2 separate regions of the Mus musculus genome follow, and region 1 is linked to region 2. The links are chromatin loops, found by intact Hi-C in ENCODE. Cell type or tissue: heart. All regions are shown on one strand. Each heading gives the region's core, and the rest is flanking DNA. Links, peaks and the distances in the headings are about the cores only.

Region 1 (5,373 bases), core at 295-5,294, 540 kb after region 2:
CTTTTCCCAGAGCCTGCCTACTGGCTTCACTCTTCAGTGCTGTCGGATAGCTGCATTTCAAGTGGCGTCCACCCAGCAGATGTGTCTGTAATCATTTCTGTGAACAGAAGTCTTACTGAGTGAACATTGTATCAGTTCCCTTGATGTGGGAGTTACATTGTCTTTTCCTTTTTATAGTTGCTGAGTCTTCTCATGAGGTCAGTCTCGAATCTAGTCACAAAGTAAAGGGAGTTTGGATTAATTTTTGTCAGCACATCTGGACATTTGGGCACAGAGGTGGGAATGAGGTTAGAGGTCACGCTGTGCTTGCATACCCTTCTCTCTTTCTATTCAGGAGGGCCATAGTCCAAGATTCTCATTGACTGTGTGAAACCGCAGTTTCAAAGATGTCCTAATTATAGCATGACCACAGAGTCCCAGAGTTGATGGATCCTCCCACACTTGATGCTCTCTCTGGTGCTCCAGGATGCTGTTAAGTAGAGTTAAGGTGACTTGAGCACAAGCATGGAGATATAGCAGAGTTAGGGTGATGGCTTACTAAGTAACAAACGGTTAGGTAGTATATACACTGTGGATGCCCTGGACAGAGGGAACAGTCATGCCCCAGGGAGGATGGAGCAGCTGGAGATTGCATCACAGTGTTCAAACTGGGATGTAACTTAAAACCTCATGAGTCGATTATTTGTGAAATTGTCCGTTTGCTCTTCTCTGACTGCAGCTGATGGCAGGCAACAGACTCAGTGATTAAAAACCACAGGGTGGGGGGGGGGGGGCAAAACCACCAACAGAAATGGACGACTGTCGTCGGCTGTACGGAAATATTTATTGGAAAATAATACGTAATGCACATAATGGCCTTGACGTCAGTGAGCACATTAATGGGAAACAAAGAGGCAGAGAGAATGGAGAATGGAAAGTTAGACAGAAAAAAGCAAAGATGGAAACAAACAGACGGAGAGGTGGGGGCGGAGGGAAGGGAGGGAGGAGGCAGAGGAGGGAGAGTGAGAACGGTGACCACAGAGAGCCCTAGGACAAAGAAACAAGGCTAAGGGCTTTTTCACATGGCCACAGAGATAGACACGGAAGATGAGCCCTGGCGCTAGGTGGAGTGTGCGCATGCCCAACCCTTGCCTGTCCTGTCACTCAGGAGCTCTGACCTTGTGAGCTTTCCTCCCTCCCGCTCCTGTGACAGCTGCCTGTCAGTCTGTGTGGCCAGGAGACGTTAAGAATAGAAGCTGTGCAGAAGCCAGGGATTCTCTGAACCAGCACAGTTGATTTTGTGATGCCCTCAGGTCCAGTCTGAGGGAGGCTCGGTGTGCGCGGTCCCTGGGTGCTTATGCCTCCGTCTGGAGCCTGCGTGATTTCCCACTGCTGCTAATCTTGAGCTTCACTCCCCTTACACATCACCAGTTCCCCGAATCCACTCCAGGCTGCCCCACCTCACTGCCAAGATTCCCTCACAGAGATGCCCGCGCCATGCCCCGCCCCCACCAACCCTCCTGGCGTCTTTCTGCGTCGTCCTTTTTCCTTCTTCCCCAGATGTACACCGAGTTACCTTGTAGCAGGTGACAGCAGTGGGCCCATGGTCTCTTTTGGAATAATCTCTCGGAGAATTTTGTTAAGTGAATTTTCTCACCCTATAGTCTTAAGTCTCCTCTGTCCTCAATGTAGCTTTCTCTGTTCAGAATTGACATCTGAATCTCTGCTGGACCAGCGCCTAAGACTGAATTGACTCCCAGGGCCTGGACGGGGGTACTGAGATTTTGCCTACCCCCCCCCTCCCCGGCCTTAATAGTGAGTTGGAAAGAGGCTGGATTTGTGATAGAGTCTGCTCGAGAGAATTCTGTTTACAAGACCATCCTGTTAGGGAGAGACTTACCTCCATCTACTATCTTGCAACGTCTGGAAATCCTTCAGGGGATTAGTGGCCCAGGAGTTTAATGTCAGGAGCAGGTAGAAATGAGGACATCCTAGTTTCAGGGCATAAGGCACAGGTGGACATAAAGATGTCACCTTTATAAGTGCCCAAAGCTTAGCTTAATACCATGTTTTAAAAAGAAAACCTCCTGTGTTTCTTTTTAAAGGTTTTGTCTTTGGTGTGTGTGTGTGTGTGTGTGTGTGTGTGTGTGTGTGTGTGTGTGTGTGTGTGTGCATGTAAGAGAGACAGAGACAGAGATACAGGGACAGAGACACAGAGAAACACAGAGACAGACAGAGACATAAAGAGACACAGATACAGAAAGACAGAAGGGGTAGATGGAGACAGAGAGAAGAGGGGAGAGGGAGGCAGAAGGAGGGGTAACACTCATGGAAATCAGGGGACAACTTGCAAGGTCACACATTTTACCAAGGTCTTTGGGCCCCTCAGACTATACAGTCAGGCCTGGCACTACCATTTCTGGGGCTATTTTCAGAGAAGTAGAGCAAGTTTTGTATGGCTGGGCCACCTGGGGCCACAGGGTTCTTGGAAATTAAAAAAATAAAACCAAACCAAATCAAACCAACCAACCAAAAAAAAAAAAAAAACAACAAAAACCCACTTTAGTACGTTCCTCTTGTGGACAGCAGAGGGCAGCAAACTGCCATGTCAACACTCCTGGAAGCCGGCGGCTTGGATAGAAGAGACTACTAGGGTTGGTTGGCTTCATGTTTTTAACCATTACAAGCACATGCTGGTAACCCCAGAACTTTGGAGGCCAACCTGAAAGATCATGAGGTCGAGGACAACTTGGGCAACATAGTGAATTCAGCCAGCTGTCTAAAATTGTCAAATAACAACAACAACAAAAAAAAAAACCCTGAAGCCAAGGGACTGTACATGATGCTCTTGGCTCCATTCCAGCACACTGTGAACCAGGTCTAGTGTCCTACACCTGTAACCCCAGCACTGTAGGTTCACAAGTTTAAGGACATCTTCAGCTACATAGCAATTTCAAGGTTAGACTGGGATGCATTGAGACCCTGTCTCAAAATAAAACAATGCTCTCCACCCCCAAACCTAAAACAGAACAAGCAAAACCCAGAACCCCTCAGTCAAGGTCATATGTGTGGTTGCTATTCCTGCAAAACCTGAACTCTTTCGAAAGCTCTTTTGACCTTGACAGTGGGAGCCAGCGAAGGGTGTCCAGTGCAGGGCTATGCTGCCTATAAAGAAGACAGACCCCTTCAAAGACTTCCCAAGTAGCTGGCATCGGTCTCCATGGGGCTGCCTCTCATCCTGACAGTTTTCCAGCAAGGTCTGTATTGCCATCTCTCCTTTCCTAAGGAGGGCACTGGACTCCAACTTGGGCAATTTTTCAACGGCTCATAGCTATGAAGTAGAATAACATGGATTTGAATCCTTGTCTACTGACTTTCTAAAAAAAAAAAAAAAAAAAAAAAAAAAAAAAAAAACAATGTCAGCTCCACAAATCCAATCTCTAATAAGATAGGTATAAGAACGCCATCTCGCCTCCATGTGCTGTAAGTGAGAATATGTGTAAGACGGCAATCCCTCAGGCTGTACCCAGTTCTGTCAGATCATTTGTTCTGTCGGGACAGCTGGCACCCAGATTATGCCCGTGCTCTGCTGGCTCATCTCTCTCTACCAAGTGTGCTGACTTCACACAGAGAGAGCCAATTGACAACAAGGAACCTTGTGAGAAAAATGACACCATGAGATTTGGCCTGTAGGCAAGTTTGTGTGGACATTTTCCTAGTTCATGATTGATGTGGGAAGGCCTAGCCCACTGTGGGAGGTGCCCTTGGGCAGCTGGACCTCAACTGTATAAGAAAGCAGGCTGAGCAAGCCATGGGGAGCAAGCTAGTAAGCAACATTCCTTCGAGGTTTCCAATTTGGTTCCTGCTCTGCTTGAGTTCCTGCACTGGCTTCTCTTAATGATGGACTAACACATACAAGCCAAATTAGCCCTTCCCTCCCAAAGTTGTTTTTGGTTGCTGTTTTACCACCGCAGTAGAAAGCAGACTGGAATGGTAAGAAGGGCCTACGCAACCTTTTGATTGTTGCAACCCCACCTCAGTTCACTCTGCGTCCCAAAGCTCTGAGGTTCTCAGAAGCTCATCATTGGTTGGAACCCCATGAAAATGATCCTTCTACTTAATCTCCTACACTTCTGGCAGCCTGAGACAGTTTTGTTTCGATGGGTTGATTTAGAAGTTACATAGAAGACTCAGTCACTCCTGAGGTAGTCCCAAAGCATATCAGAGTCCAAAGAAGATGGAGCTGTAAGTGTTCCTATGTAATGGAGGTGAACTACAGATTCCAAGGCATACCCATATCAGGTAGAACTCATCAACGAGACAAGCAGAGTCCATATAAGAGACAGGACATGTGCCATTGCTGAGTCCATGATTGTCACCCAGCTGAGGAGCGAGGCTCATGGCCTGCCTGGATTTAGCTTTGCCTTGCCTTTGTGGTTATAGATACAAGCAAGGCTATGTCTGACAATGGCTGCTGTACACAATAAGTGGGAGGGGATAGCATTACCTAGTCTCAAACCAGACTCTCTGAGCATAGCAGCCATTACTGCCTTCAAAGCAACTGTAACGGCCCACGAGAGACCATCAAGATGTCCCTGAATGAGATGAAGCAGTCTCATTCAGGGCCAAGCAGGGAATGAGCTGTCCAAAGAAGCTGAACATGGAGAGGAGACTAATCTAAGAGAGTCTGTGTGTCATTTCTACATGGCACCCACACTCCCTTGAGCTTTTATAATACCTTTTGGGGTTCACCAAGCTCTTACCCAAGGTTCTAGCCACTCTTTCCTACAGCCCCCTCCCAGCTGTATGTAAATTTGGCCCCAGAAGCATGTGGTCGCTGGGTCTCTGGAGGTGTGTAGAGGAGGTGTATAGAGTATGGAATGTTAGCCAAAGGTCGACTCCATCTACGCAGCTACAGGAAGTCATCATCCGTGCAGGTGTGAGACTTTTTGGCGATGTGTTGCCTTGAAGGCACTCAGGTAACCTCTCGCTTTCACCCTGTAACTCACCTCTCGCCTTTGCCCTGTAAACTCTGTAGATGCATTGGTGGCAAAGTTGGACTTTGGTGGGATTGTTCCAAGATGTTGATGCCCTAGCTGAGGTGCCATGTTTGATTACTACTCCTCAGGAAGAGTTTTCTACAGCACCCATAAGCTGTTGGTGGTATTTATCCCATGGGATTGTAAAAACACAAGTGAGTGTGGATGCCACGCAGAGATGACACCCAGGGTCCCCCGCTTAGGTGCTCCGATTCTGTGCTCAGCTCTTTGTTTGGACAGCACGTCTTCTGTTTGTTCAGAGGCTGCCTCGCCTCAGGCTGTGCTTTCTCAAACCCCCAGGTACTTTCAGAAGAAAGGCAGCCATGTAGACTCATAACCAACGTAAACAAAAATG
Region 2 (5,373 bases), core at 276-5,275:
CTCTCAAGCACTAAGATGTTTCTTCTAGTCACTGTGCAGAGCCAGAACAAAACACTGATTAACCAGCCCCACCTGGACTTTGTTCTCTTGCCTCCTGACCCAGATCTTTGTCTATTAAACCCAGAGCTCACATCAGCACTCCAGAGATGGGCTCAAATGCTTGCTTTGTGGTGTTTAAAATACTTAACCTGCATTTTCACAATGGCGTCTGCTCACTTTCTCTGGGAAAAGCTTGACATATGGGTAAAACACCATGGCCAGGACAAACTTAGAAAAGGATGGATTTATTTGGGCTTACGGTTCCAGAGGGATGAGAGTCCAGCATGGCACGGAGGCCTGACAGCAGGCGGCAAGCAGCGGTGGCGGCCAGAGCAAGAAGCTGGGAGCTCACCTCTCCAATAGCAAACACAAAGCAGAAAGTGAACGGGAAGAAGGGTGAGGCTATACATTCTCCGAGTCCAGCCCTCTCAGTGCCCAAGCATTCAAATACCTGAGCCTCCTGGGACATGTCTCGACCCAAGCTTCACAGAACCCATGGAGCCGGGCCTCTGACCTAGGACTCTTATTATATTATGACCTCACTATGGTGAAACTATGCCTACGTGGCCTATTACCACCAGTGGGGCACTTGAGCCATCAGTTCCACTATCCCACTGAGGTTAAAGCAGAGACCCTAAGGAGCTGAAGGTTCTGGTCCTGAGAAAGGAAACCCAGGTAGTGGCTGGCATGGCAGTGCTCAAGTCAGCTCACAGGGGTGGGATCTCACAGGGGTGGGATCTCACAGGGGTGGGCTGATGTCTAAGTGAGGTGAGAGAACATTCACTGGAGAGGTGTTGGATCCAAAGAGTTCTGTGTTCGAACCTTCCCTGTTCATTCTCCCACACCCAGACCCCTCCTGGGGGTCTCTTCCTCCCCCATACCTCCCAGTTCTACCTTCTGCCCCTCACATGTGCGCTCACGCCCCTCCTTTCTCTATGATGGAAGCACGGGGGCCCGTGCCTGAGAGCCCTGCACAGGAACAGGATGCAGCTGGATGCCACATCTGTTCTGAGGTTCGGGGCGGCCAGTGCCTGTGCTCAAGGCCCAGCCAGGCAGAGGGGAAGCACACAGGGCCCTGCAAAAGTGCTTCCGCAGGAACCCAACTTCCAGGAGTCAGTTCTCACTTTCTACTTTATTGGGGCAGGGTCTCTCCTGATGTTTCTATTCTCCCATCTCACTGTAGGACTACCGCCATTACAGACACATGCCTCTACAGCCAGGTTACTTTTTGAGATTGGAATCTAATTACAACATTTCTCCTTTTCTTTCCCTCCCTCCAGACTCTCCTAGACAGTTCTCCCTCCTCTACTTGAAATCATGGCCTTTTTCCTTAATTGCTATTGCATGCATATATGTATTTGTATCATACAGATATATTTCTAAAAATAACCTGTCTTGTTTATATAGTGTTACTAGTATGTGTCTCCAGGCCTGACCAGTTAGCACTGGGCAACTCATTAATGTGCCCTTTCCTGGGGAAGGCTTTCCTTCCTGCTCCCAGCATTTCATCTGGGTTGCAGGGAATCAAACCATCTCCCCAGCCTCCTATATAATTATTTTATGGACGTGTGTATGAATGAGTGAGTGAGTAAATGAATGAATGAATTAATGAATAATGGGAGGGGGGTCAGAGAAGTACACTATGATAAGAAGTGTCTCCGCCCATCCTAAGCATCTTCCTGCTAACTTTTGGTGAGTAAGCCATGGGAGACAAATTCCTCCCCTACACAGCTAATGGTCTCTTACTCCCTCCTCAGCTCTGCAGCGGGCCCATAGCCTCCAGTCTCCAACTCCAAGCAAATACCAGAACTGGAGAAGAAGATTCCAGTCCAGTGAGTCATGGGCAGGGGGAGGGGTGGGGGAGGGCAGTCTCGCTCATTCCTTACATGGTATCTTCTCTGGCCTAGCCTGGAATCCAAGGGCAAGGAAAACTGTTAGCTTGACTTGATTTCCACTGCTGGCTGTAATCATTGCCGAGGGATTTGGGAACTCTCCATTCCTCTCCCTCTACTCGGAAATCCCAGCACCTTAAGATTCTGTAGTTTCACAGAGCTGTAGCAGCTATGAGCTCCAAGTTTGAAATGAGAAAGGGAAACTGAGAGACGGGTGCTTGGTTCTGTCCCAGAAACTGGACTAGATCCCAACCCCACCCCACCTCTGCTTTTGGTTCTATGCCATTGTGACCAAGGCAAGAAGATAGCAGCTTGCACTAGAATATAAGTGTGTGTGTGTGTGTGTGTGTGTGTGTGTGTGTGTGTGAGAGAGAGAGAGAGAGAGAGAGAGAGAGAGAGAGAGTTTATTTCTTCTCCAGATCTTGGCCCCGGGTGAGTTTCAGAGCTCCCACAAGAGGAACAGTGTCTACAGTGACCATGCACACACAGTCACACAGCAAACAGAATTCCTCCAGGACCCTTGAGTGAGAAGCTGAGGGTCCACCCTGCTCTGACCCCATCACCCTCTTCTGCCTCCCCTAGTCTGCATGTTCTCTCTCCCACCTCCATCTGCCCAGGCTGACCCAACACGGCCTTGGGCTTCTGCTCTTCCTCCTTCCGAGTCAGCTTGATTCCTGGCCAATGAGTCACTTCCCACCAACCCCCAGACTCACCACTTCTCCTGTGTCTACCTGGGCCAAGGGCCACCTTTGGAGCCAGACCAGGCCTGCATACCTGGGAACAAGCTAAGATGACACCTGAATCATCTGAGCTCCTTCAGGTGTCAAACCTGAGAGGACAGAGAGAACTAAGGTTTCCAGGAGTCTCCCCACAACAAGCGCTAGGATCCCTCTCAGGCCAGTCCTCCTGGGTGCTAAAGCCATCCCAACAGTTGAGTACCACCAGTGTCAGGGCGCTCAGTCAGTCCTCAGCAAGCTCCCAGCATGAGGTGAGATAGGAGCTTGGCAAACATCAGGGACAGGGGTTCTAAAAAAAAAACAAGACAGACTTCTACTACTCAGAGGTGGACTTCGGGGACAGACCTGGAGACTTTAGCATTCCATTACTAATGGATACAGGGTGTGAGTCTTAAGCAACAGTCATGCTAGGTGCAGACAGGGCTTGAACCTGTTATTTCTGTGACCTAGCAAGGTCTAGTTCAAAGGAGTTCTTGTTTATGTGTAAAAGGGGGGAAAGAGAGAGAGGAAAAAAGGAAGGAAGTTTAAAAACTGGTTGGATTAGGGCCCAATGAAACAGTATATGGGTTCAGACTTGCAGGATGCTGCCCCTAGAGGGCGCTCCAAGACTTTGAGACGACAGAGTCCTTCCTACTAGGAAGCAGTAGTACTCGGAATCCCAGTCATCATGTCAACCCCGAAAGTCAAGAACCCCTATGCCCCAGAACAAGGCTTATAGGATATAGGGCATAGGCATCCTTTCCAATTGAGCTGGCTTAGAGTGAACTGAACGTCACCATCAGGGGGAAAGGCCGCCGCTGTCAAACAAAAACAAGAGAAAGTCGCACAAGGAATTGCCCCAGCGAGCACAAAGACTATAATCCTGTCCAGGGCCTACTTTTCAACCCCTTTGGCACAAAAGGACCTGCTAGCCAGGAGCACTCAGTCCCTTTGCCCTACAGAGGACAAAGCAGCCTGGCTGGGCCATCTCAGAGCTCCACAGCAAGAATGGGAGAAGAGGATGGAGGTAGATAAAGAATGAGCTCCTAAGCCAAGAGTTAGAGCAACCCTGGCTGGGCCGGGTGTCCCACGGCCTCTGAGGCAGACCAGGGGTCTATCTATTTGCCAGATAGTTTGTGTGCAAGGGGAAGGAAATGGATGCGAATCATGCTAAGCTAGCTTGTGTCTGCATGGCGGGCGGTACTTTTGGATAAGGACACTGGAGGTGAGTAACTTGCTCCCGTGAATAAATTGGGGTCCTGGGGGTCCCTTTCCCATCTTTTAGAGGAGCTTGAAATCATGATCAGTCTCATGGAAGAGGTTTCCCATCTCTCAGCTCCTCCCTGGCCTTTCTTTCCCCTCTGGAGTCCTGCCTGGCCCTTGGGCAATGCCTTGGCCCAAGGACAAAGTCAAGGGGAGAGACCAGGCCCCATTTCTCAAGCCTTCCACAACCTCTGACTTTAAGATAATGGATAAGGACGTTGTGACCAGAGATCTCACAGCAAGGATGGATCCTGGGATGACAGGAAGGAGAGGGGAGCGGCTTCTGCATCATGATCTTATAGATCCCAAGACCTCTCTGTCTAGCTTGTGTCTAGCCCAAGGTGTCCCTGACTCTGTGTCACAAGGTCCTCTGTGACTCCTCAGAGGAACAAAGGGACAGTCTGTGGAGCTGAGGAGACTTTGGAGGCTACTTAAGGAGCCTGATTCAGGCAGGGAGAGAAGATTGAGGGGGCGAGAAAGAGAGGGAGACGGAATTTGGCAGGAATTTAGTAACTGGGGGCAGGAAGCAAGACAACGACTCACTCACAAGTTTTGCCTTTTTAGGCTAGAACCATTATGTTGCAGGCTGGGATGGGGTGTGGGTAATGGGCTGGAGGCCAGCGCCTCCCCTGCATCAGTTCCTGGCAGCTGATGGCCTTTCTCCCAGGGTTTCCCTCTAACCCACCTCCACAGCAGCCATGTTCCCCGGTTATCTTTCCCCTCAGAAACAGCCTGGGGCAAGGGTGGGGTACCCTATGGGAGCTCATGGACCACGTGTACAGCAGCCATCTTTTGAGAGCCTACACCTGGTATGCACTGCCTAACATGCTAATCTTTATATAAAGAGAGCAAAAATCATACTGAAAGTCCACCAAGGGCTCTCTGTCCCTGAAAGATGTTTGAAACTCTTTTTGGGTGGAGGTAACTTAGACTTAGCTTTTCTTCAGATGTGCGTCCCCAGAGATGCCTGACCCTGTGTCATTAAGTTCCTCACATTTTCTCAGAGCAACAGAAGCATAGTTTGAGTACATGATCAGGTACCTATCACCTAGAGCTTTGAGGAAAACGGAAGCCTGGGAATTGTGTTGAGCTAAGAAATGAGCTAGAACCTGTTGGTTGGACATACTGAAGAGACATCTAAATGGGCCACTGAGCCGGTTGAAGCAGGGAGTTGGGGTACTGGGTGGAAAATAAACTAATGACACACAGTCCCAGGATATGCCTAAGGAACGCTGCTCAGGGCCACAAAGGCTTGTCGTGGCCTGAGAAGAACGCCCCGAGCATGCCCATGAAAGACTGCTTTTTTCTGAATCTAGCTCAATATAAGTTATTTGAAATGCTCCACCCTGGAGATAAAATATCTGATCTTGCAGATTTGAGGTTACCGAGTTGGAAGGGAAGAGGAGGAAGAGAGACAGGAAGTGTCAGTATACGTGGGTCTAAACGGCCTCCCGGGACGTACT

What was found. Peaks named below come from ENCODE experiments on the same cell type or tissue, not always from the same donor. Only the 100,000 strongest peaks of a DNase experiment are listed, where the experiment ranks them.
Region 1: it touches region 2 in a loop (4-fold over the local background); 1 of 42 quality-filtered maps calls a loop at or near these places.

Annotation. Positions count from the first base shown.
Region 1 is chr7:112,917,440-112,922,812 of GRCm38, forward strand. No RefSeq gene overlaps it. Among named protein-coding and RNA genes, the nearest start is that of Rassf10, 34 kb to the right of the region's middle. In heart, for the core only: a CTCF peak has its summit at 2,572 (motif pointing right); DNase peaks (open chromatin) are centred at 632 and 1,282; H3K4me3 peaks cover 532 bases; H3K27ac peaks cover 611 bases.
Region 2 is chr7:112,374,219-112,379,591 of GRCm38, forward strand. It overlaps Micalcl (MICAL C-terminal like), which reads left to right and starts at 639. Exons shown (of 10, transcript NM_001381862.1): 1 at 639-1,151; 2 at 1,797-1,871. In heart, for the core only: a CTCF peak has its summit at 3,249 (motif pointing right); a DNase peak (open chromatin) is centred at 1,863; H3K27ac peaks cover 3,925 bases.